2 separate regions of the Homo sapiens genome follow, and region 2 is linked to region 1. A link is a loop called in an ENCODE intact Hi-C map of the cell type or tissue named here. Cell type or tissue: transverse colon. All regions are shown on one strand.

What was found. Peaks named below come from ENCODE experiments on the same cell type or tissue, not always from the same donor. Only the 100,000 strongest peaks of a DNase experiment are listed, where the experiment ranks them.
Region 2: a loop joins it to region 1, with 8 times the contacts of the local background. A loop is called at or near these places in 65 of 110 quality-filtered maps.

The regions. Positions count from the first base shown.
Region 1 is chr13:23,017,380-23,022,379 of GRCh38, forward strand. No RefSeq gene overlaps it. Among named protein-coding and RNA genes, the nearest start is that of LINC00621, 100 kb to the left of the region's middle. In transverse colon, a CTCF peak has its summit at 3,065 (motif pointing left); a DNase peak (open chromatin) is centred at 3,069.
Region 2 is chr13:22,798,578-22,803,577 of GRCh38, forward strand. It overlaps the pseudogene LOC124903254 and the pseudogene RPL7AP73. Among named protein-coding and RNA genes, the nearest start is that of LINC00621, 120 kb to the right of the region's middle. In transverse colon, no CTCF peak of the experiment used is centred here; a DNase peak (open chromatin) is centred at 2,654; H3K27me3 peaks cover 638 bases.

The sequences.
Region 1 (5,000 bases):
GTGGTAATGTCCCTTTTGTCACTTCTTATTTGTTTATTTGGGCCTTCACTCTTTTTTCTTTAGTAGTCTAGCTAATGGTTTATCAATCTTATTTATTCTTTCAAAAAAACAAACTTTTGATTTTGTTGATCTTTTGTATTGTTTTTAGCATTTCAATTACATTCAGTTCAGCTGTTATTTTGGTTATTTCCTTTCTTCTACTGGTTGTGGGGTTGGTTTATCTCTTGTTTTTCTAGTTCCTCTAGGTCTGATGTTAGGTTGGTTGTTGCGGGAAGTCAGGGACCCCGAATGGAGGGACCAGCTGAAGCCATGGCAGAGGAACATAAATTGTGAGGATTTCATGGACATATATTAGTTCCCCAAATTAATACTTTTATAATTTCTTATGCCTGTCTTTACTGCAATCTCTGAACATAAATTGTGAGGATTTCATGGACACTCATCACTTCCCCAGTCAATACCTTTGTGATTTCCTATGCCTGTCTTTACTTTAATCTCTTAATCCTGTCATCTTTGTAAGCTGAGGAGGATGTCTGTCGAAACAAGACCCTGTGATGGTTGCGTCAACTGCACAAATTGTTTGTAGAGCACATGTGTTTGAGCAATATGAAATCTAGGCACCTTGAAAAAAGAACAGGATAACAGCAATGTTCAGGGAACAAGAGAGATAACCTTAAACTCTGACTGTTACACTATTACACACAGTATAATTACACACATTGTATCACACACTGTGTAATTCCACACACTGTGAATTGCACACAGTATCACACACACGGTGTAATTGTACACACTCCATTACAAACTGTGATTACACAAAATCACACAGTATAATTGCACATGCCATATCACACTGTGTAATTGCACACGCTGCATCACACACGGTGTGATTACACACTGTATCACACACTCTAATTGCACACACACCATATCACACAGTGTAATTACACCCTGTATCACACACACTGTAACTGCACACACTGTATCACACAGTGTGATTGCACACACACTGTATCACAATTGCACACACTGTATAACACACATGGTGTAATTGCACACACTTATCACACACAGTGTGAGCTGTGGGGATTGTTTGGCTGCTCCTTTCTGATGGCTCTTTCCAGACTCTCAGTAGTTTCCACCCACCCATGCTCATTCAGTGCTAAACCAAAGACCAGAGGAGATCCCTCTACAAATCTCCAGACCTCTTTCCCTTTCCAGCATTTTGTCCTGCAAATTCTGGCCACTGTGGCTCCCCTTGTTCTGAACTCAGTTTCCCCAAGTCAGTGAGCTCACTGGGCTCTCTTTGGATCCCTCCTGTGCTGCAGACCAGAAACTCTCCAGGAAGCACACGGCACTTCTAAGCCTTGCCGCGTTTATTTGCCATCTCTTAGCAATGTTGGCCAACATCTGAAATCTACTGTTTTATGCATTTTGCCCAGTTTTCCACTTGTTCAAGGTAGAAGTTGAAATCTGGTCTCTGTTATTTCATTGTAGCTGGTGAGTTTTTTTTCCCAAATTGGCGAGATGTAGGTGTACACAAGTACAGTCCATATGTATTTAGATAATGGGCAAAATTAAGCTATTAGAGTGACAAGTGCTTTTATACACTATTTAGGGTATGTGTATTGGTATGGTTCCTGAAACAGCATATATCCTGGAGAGACATATAAAGAGTTACATTTCTATCCAGCCAGTAAGGATGATTCCCGTTGTTTATAATACAGTGGGGAAGGACAACTTCATGTCCAAACAGAACTTGTGTTTAACATTTTTTGATATTTGTTTATAAATTTTGATATTAAAATTAAATAATCCATTGAAAATAATGTGTTAAAACTATGTAATGAGAAGGACTTATGTTTATAATAAATTATTAAATGAAAACATAAACTTCCAAGATACCCTCTCTTTTCCTCTATCTTTCTGCATTTGGGAAATGCGGTCTTAGTGACTTAGGTGAACTGCAGCATTAATTTACAAATTTGAAAAAAAGATTTAATAATTCATGAAGGTTATCTGAAAGGGTAATATATAATAAACAACAGATACGCCTCTGAAAGAGCATATGTTGCCACTGGACACACCTCTAAAGAATACATTTTATTGCATTAATCACATTTATGGTGCCTTTATTATTTCATTATATAAATATATAATCTCATCAAGGTTCATTTTATATTTAAGAACAATCCAATTTTTATTAATAAATTGAATACCAATAGGAAAATAATAGCATGGGAAAATCTAATCAATGGATAATTGAGGCCTAAAGCAAAATTAGATTATTTTGCAAGATTTAATCCCAAAGGAAATTAGATTCTGTATCTTGCTTTTATAATTCTCATTTTAAGAAATTAAAAATTTTGTATTAAAATATTAGAAGATAAATCCTGTGATCATTTTGGGTATCTTATTATACCCATTAAAAATTTTACTTAAAAATGTATAACCCCTCATATGCTAATTTGTAATGTTTACGCTTGTAAGTATTTGAGTCTATTAACGAATTTTATATGGCTCTATTAATCATTACAAAAGATATACTCACCAAGCCCTAAAAGTAAGTCCCAAAGATTAAAAAAATCTAGAGAACTATAAAAGATATTGGTTTTTGGTTCCAAAGAAAGTCAAGCAATAGAATTACAATTCATTCAAAAAACTATTTTCATTTTTTCTCTGTAGTTCCAAGGCTTTGTGACAATTCTAAGAGGTATCAGACACTATCCTATTTCAAGTATTCAGTAGATAAGGGAGTTGGTTTAGAATCAAGCAGACTTTGTTTTGAACTTAAATTCATTTTTTGCCTTATTGACTTTTGACTTTTCAGTTTATTTTCCTGGATTTCCATTTTCTCATCTATAAAATGGTGATTCTGGCATATCTCATTGTCTAGTACATAATAAGGGCTCAGTAAAGCTACTAACTTACTGAAAGGAAAATATATTTCTAATGTCAGTGCCATGGTGACAACAGCATCATAGTAAATAAAAAGAACTAAAAGCTCAGGTGGTTGTAGAGCTTGTGTAAATGTGAGGTCCATGTTCATCATCACTGCCATCTAGTGGCAGTGTGACAAACCGCACTGTATACTCTCTTCCTCTTATAAAGCCACCAGTCCCACTCCTGTGACAACCCACTAATCCATTAACCCATTAACCCATAAATCCATGAATGGATTAATCCCCTTCTGAGGGCTCTGCCCTCACGACCCAATCACCTTTCAAACGCCCTACCTTTCACTTCTGCCACGTGGGGGAATAAATTTCCAGATGAGTTTTGGAGGCAACAGATAAACCATAGCAGTTTGGTGATAGAGAATTTTAATATCATAGAATTTTATGATAAAATAAGACAATTAATGATAGTATGCTTAACAAAGGTAAAAATTACTCTCCAAATGTGATCATCATAGCAAGCCGAGGTTTTGCTGACAAAGTAAGTTTCATCTCCTGAGTAATTTCATAAATCAATGGAAATTATCTTTTTTTCTGTATCTAGTAGACATACTGACTATTCCTTTGAAGCCAAATAGTGCTAGGACTTTTTCCTGTGAAGTGGTATGAGAAGTAAATCCTTTCTGTGTAACACTGGCTATGAAAATTATACTATAGTTTTTAGTTTATCCAATGAAAGAAATTCTCTTTAAGAGATCATTTTTACAAATTTTAATAGCATATTGGTAGTACATTCCTTTAAACAGGTCAAAATTTAGTTCTTTATTAAGCTGATAATAATAGTTGTATAGCAATCTTTCCCATAGTTTATTAATTTATGATCTCGCTGAACATATTTGTTTTAAACACATTATGTTTTGGGGATGTGTTTAGACATACAAAAGGGATTCTTTTTACTTTGTTGATTTTCCCTATTCTAATTTTTTCATAGTCTTCCATTAAGGGCTCCTCTTTGAATGATTATTTTAAAATTTACCTTCCTCTTACATTGTTTTCCAAATCAATCTTTTTCCCTTTCTAAAATAGTACTTTTGGGGCCACGCGCGGTGCCTCACGCCGCAATCCCAGCACTTTGGAAGCTCGAGGCGGGTGGATCACGAGGTCAGGAGATCGAGACCATCCTGGCTAACACAGTGAAACCCCGTCTCTACTAAAAATACAAAAAAATTAGCCCGGTATGGTGGCGGGTGCCTGTGGTCCCACCTACTCGGGAGGCTGAGGCAGGAGAATGGCGTGAACCCGGGAGGCGGAGCTTGCAGTGAGCCGAGATAGCGCCATTGCACTCCAGGCTGGACGACAGAGCGAGACTCCGTCTCAAAAAAAATAAATAAATAAAATAAAATAGTACTTTTATTTAGTTAAAACAAATGTCATAATAGGAAGGTTATCAACACAGAATAGTAGTATACAACAGGTTTTGATTTTGTTTGCATGAATCCTCGTCAATATTGCCTCTAAAACTTCAAAAACTAACCAGTTAATAAACATTAGCCGTCTTCACCTTAGCAATTTCACATGAATCCGTGGAAAACATATGCTCCTGACATATTCATATATCCTAAAACGCTTTTGTGCTGTATGTCTATTGACAATTCGTACGGTATTGCATTTTGATTATGCAAAATGACATACAGAGTAATTTATTCCTACGCTGGAAATAGAAAAGTTACCTAAGCCACAAGCCCCAGGGTACTGTTAGCAGTGTCTGTTCACAATAATCACAATGAATTTCATGCCTGTGGCCTATTTTCACATTGCAGTATTCTGGGCCCAGAGCTCAGACAAGCTGTTCTGCTCTGAGGCACGCATAACAACTAGCAACAAGCATTTGGGGCTTCCTATTGAACATCTGTTGCAAGAGCAGAGAGATATAATTACAACGCAGTGCCCCATTTCTTTCCTCCTAATCCACCAAGAATCATTTTTAATAGTTTTTTTCTATTATTTATATGGTTTAAGTAAATTATTCAAGGAGATGTTGATTGTAAAATGGTTCTTTTGTTCCCAGCCTGTTTTCCTTGGGTTCGTTGTCAGGTGACCTGA
Region 2 (5,000 bases), 220 kb before region 1:
CAGCTTCAAAAACAAAACAAATACCAAGAGAAATAAATGTTCAAACATCTCCCATTTCAGACGAATTTTAGAACTGTAAAATCCCTCCCCTCAAAAATTAAACTCCAAATTACCTATAAAAATGGCTACTAAAAACGATAAGCTAGAAAATACCAGAATAACATCTTCCAAGTTCTAAAAGGAACTGCTATAAATCCAGAGATTTGTATTCAGTTAAACTCTCATTGAAGAACAACAGAGAAATAAATAGTTTTCAGACAAACTGCAAAAAATGTCATGAGGACATGTCATGAAATGAACTTCTGAAGGATGTATTCCAGAAAGAACAAAATCACACCGAGAAAAATTACACAAATTTCAAAACTGAAAGTAAGCAAGATTCTGGGAAACAGGAAGGTCAATCTCGACAAACACAATTTTCATCAAAAGAGAAGAATGTCCAAGAAAAGGTGACTAAAAAAGTAAGTGCAATGGGAAAAAGATCTGAACAGACACCTCCCCAAAGAAGATAGACTGATGGCAAACAGGCATAAACCCATGAAAAGATGCTCAACATCATGTGTTATTAGGGAATTGTAAATTAACACAACAATGAGATACCACAACACACATACTACAATAACTAAAATCCAAAATACTGACAACACCAAATGCTGGTGAAGGTGTGGAACAACAGGAACTCTCATTCATTGCTGGTGGGAATGCAAAATGGTTCGGTTCCCTTTTATTTGACATGGATACCACCATGAACACCTGAATGCTACCTGTGGTAGCACTGAAGCCTTCGTGCCGTATGTTTTTTCCTGTACAGCAACGGGCAGGTAGCATATACAGTATAGATCCACCACACAAAGGGATGATCACATTGCAAACAGAATGGAGTAGGGTGACATGAGGAACAAGATGTTTAAGGGATAGATAAAGAGATAGATAAGTAGATACAAATATAGACTGTGAAATGATTGTCAAGCTAATTAACACTTCATCTACTTTTTTTTTTGTAGTAAGAACATTTAAAATCTATTCTTTTAGATTTCTCAAAGAACTTAAAACAGAGCTACCATTCAATCCAGGATTCCCACTACTGGGTATATATCCAAAAGAAAATAAATTGTTCTACCCAAAAGACACAGGCTCTCATATGTTCATCACAGACATGTTCATTGCAGCACTATTCACAATAGCAAAATCATGGAATCAACCTAGGTGTCCATCGAGGGTGGATTTAATAAAGAAAATGTGGTACAAATACACCATGGAATACTACACAGCCACAAAAAAGAATGAAATCATGTTTTTTGCAGCAACATAGATGCAGCTGGAGGGCACTATCCTAAGCTGATTAAGGTAGGAACAGAAAAGCAAGTACCACACGTTCTTACTTAGAGGTGGAAGCTAAACATTTGGTACTGGCAGATGTAAAGTGTTCAGCAATGGACACTGGAGGCTGCTGCTGGTGGAGGAGGCAAAAGAGGGGAAGAGTTGAATAATTAACTGTTGGGTACTATGCTCACTACCTGGGTGACAGGATCAATAATACCCCAAACCTTAATATCACACAATATGCCCATATAACAAACCTGCACATGTACCCCTGAATCTAAAATAAAAGTTGAAATTATTAAAACATCTTCTCTTTAAGCAATTTTGAAATATGCAAACATTATTATTAACTATAGTCACCAGGATGTGCAATACATCACTGAAACTTAACCTTCCTGTTCAACTTAAACTTTATATCATTTGGCTGACATCTCTTTTTTCCCCATCCACAACCTCCCCTACTCCAGCCCCTGGTAATCACCATTCTACTCTGATTCTATGAGTTCAACGGTTTTAGATTCCACATATAAATGAGACCATGTGGTATCTGTCTGTCTTTGGCTGGCTTATTTCACTTACCATAATGGTTTCCAGTTTCATTCATGTTGTTGCAAATGACAAAATTACCTTCTTTTTAAAGTCTGAATACCATTGCATTGTGTGTACCACATTTTCTTTACCCATTCATCCAATAATGGACACTTTTTTTCCTATCTTGGCTATTGTGCTATGAACATGGCAGTACAAATATTTCTTTGACATACTAATTTCAATTTCTTTGGATATATACCCAGCAGTGAGATTGCTGGATCATATGGTGGTTCTATTTTTAATTTTTTGAGGAACTGCCACACTGTTTTCCATAATGACTGTACTAATTTAAATTCCCACTGACAGTGTACTTTGGTTCTTTTCTCCATATACTTGGCAACACTTGCTATGTTTTGTCTTTTTGACAATAGCCAATCTAACAAGTATGAGGTGTGAGTTAATATCTCACAGTGGGTTTTATCTGCAGCTGCCTGATGATTCACGATGGGCATTTTTTCATATATCTGTTGGCTATTTGTGTGTCTTCTTTTGAGAAATGTCTGTTCATGTCCTTTGCCCCTTTTTTGATCAAGTTGTGTTTTTGCTATTGAGTTGTTTGAGCTCCTGAAATTCTTTTATGAGCTTAAAATTTGTATGGTTGGGCATGGGGGCTGTGGAGCTAGGATTGCTTTGCAATCATCTGTCCAATGTTCTCATGCTTTTCCTAGATGTGTTCCTCATTGAGTAACCAGCCACGCACACACCATTTCCCTCCCAGATGATGACCAAATTCAGGAATGGCCGTAGCCCCAGCTTCCGCATTTTAGTTCCCAATGGTTTCACTTCCTCAGCTTCTGCCCATGGATGCCCTGCCTCCTAATATTTACACACGTCATAGGGCACAGAAGTATGGACAGAAGTCTAGCTCTAATTCCAAGATAGAACTGGATTTCCCATACATTCTCAGTTTATACATGTATGCTGGACTCTAATAATGAGGTTATGCTTAACGAAATACAACCAAATTACAGGCAAATACTGTTGAATGAAAGAGTCTTTTAAAATCATTATTTATAGCATGTCTTACCTCTGGAAGTTAGCTGGTCTTTTTTCTGTTTTTTCAAGCAGATACAAAGATGTTGCCACCAGAGAGCACCATGGTACTGCCTTAATCTTTATATGTCACTTTTTCATTAATCCCTCATTTCAGGGGTGACAAATAATAGCGACGATAATTTAAGCCAAATTTGGAAAATTCTTTCATTCTATTTCTGAATTTAAAAATCAATTATGAAAACATTTTAAAATTGTGTTTTTAAACATCCTAACATAAAAATTTTTAAACAGTTTTGCTAAAAATTGATTCTGGTGATTCAATGTTAATTATGTTTTACATAGGTAAGTTCATATGCCATCTATTTGCTGATTCTCATGAGATGTTTGTGCTAATAATTTGTGGGTTTTGTTACTTTAAGTTAGGTTTAGTGTAAAAGTCTAGGTTCATCCTATTTATGAATCTTGAGAATTGCTGATGTGTCTTTGAATATTGTTTCAGAATTATGCCATTCTTTTACTGAATACACATTTATGCCTATCTTTCCCCTTTCCTCATCTGCGACTCAGTAAATAATATCTAAGGGTACCTTCAGATCTAATTGTCTATTATTTTACACCAACATCTTCAGAATGCACTAGCCAGAAAATACTGCTTCAGTGATACAAAACATGAACAATGTCTGTGTGAGTGAAATTGGACTGTGCAATTATGTTCTCTTTTATAACCCTGATGATGTTTCTAAAATAAAGCTTGTATGCTCAGACTCCCCAAAGGAGTAAACATACTAGAGTTTCTTCATCCTTTGAATGATCATAATTAGATAAAATAGGCACCAGTGTTTCCATTGTGTGATATATGCTTCATACTCCATTTTCTGAAGTGCCTGACAATACAAAATTGTGTCTGTATGATCAAACTTTGTGTTTGGTCAAGTATGGTATTACCAGTGTGCTTATCAAGCTTAATCAGAAGGCATTACCTGAATAACGTTTTATGATATGTAAAAAATACAGTCTCATATGATAAATATAAGCTACCCCTCAAGACATACAAAATAATTCACTGCTAGTTTTGAAAGCTATGACTTCAAATTAAAATGTGTAGAAAATACTCCTTATTACAGCTCTTCCTGTACTGGCTCTAAAGAAATAATCCAATAATCTATTGATTATTTTCCTCATAGACATTCCTTTAACAATGTAAAGCTTCTGTATTTGGGTTTTGTTTCTGGTAGGGGGAGCAAAATTGTGAAAGGGACACAAGAAAATGTCAATAGTTTATATGAAAGAAATGCAAATTTTATGATTTAAAATAACAGAAGACATGCTATCACGGGGAAGGGGGCATCTGTCACTATAGCTCTAAAATTATATGTCTCTGATGTTCAGTTAAATGGAATATTTGTGCTTCAGGAAACTTTAATTTGGGTTAAACCTGTGGCCATATTATCAATATATATGAGCCTTCCTTATTGGCTTCTGGTGGTGATTAAATGAGAAAGGTAAGGGATAAAGTTCTCTCCAGATTCATTTAAACGACTGTCTCAAAAACTGCTCTCCAGAGCACTACTCCAGGAAGAGATCAGGGCGTTTTCCACAGAAAAAAAACTGATTTGGTGATCAGAAAAGTATAGAAAAGCCCACTTAACATATCTCCTTCCTAAAGATTCACAATGAACATTATTATTTAAGAGCTTTTTGAAGTGCAAATCCATGAGCTTTTTAACCCTGAGCAATTGCTACCAAGCTAACTCTGAAATTTACTGCTTTTAGTCAAAATACACTCTTCAGCTAATGCTTTCTTCCAGCTGGCTGTCTTCTTGCCTGCCCTGTGTCGTAAAATGGGGGTCCCTTACTGCATTATCAAGGGGAAGGCAAGACTGGAATATCTAGTCCACAGGAAGACCTACACCACTGTCACCTTCACACAAGTGAAGTCAGAAGACAAAGGCGCTTTGGCTAAGCTGGTGGAAGCCATCAGGACCAATTACAACGACAGATACTGTGAGATCCGCCGTCACTGAGGCAGCAATGTCCTGGGTCCCAAGTCTGTGGCTCGTATCGCCAAGCTCAAAAAGGCAAAGGCTAAA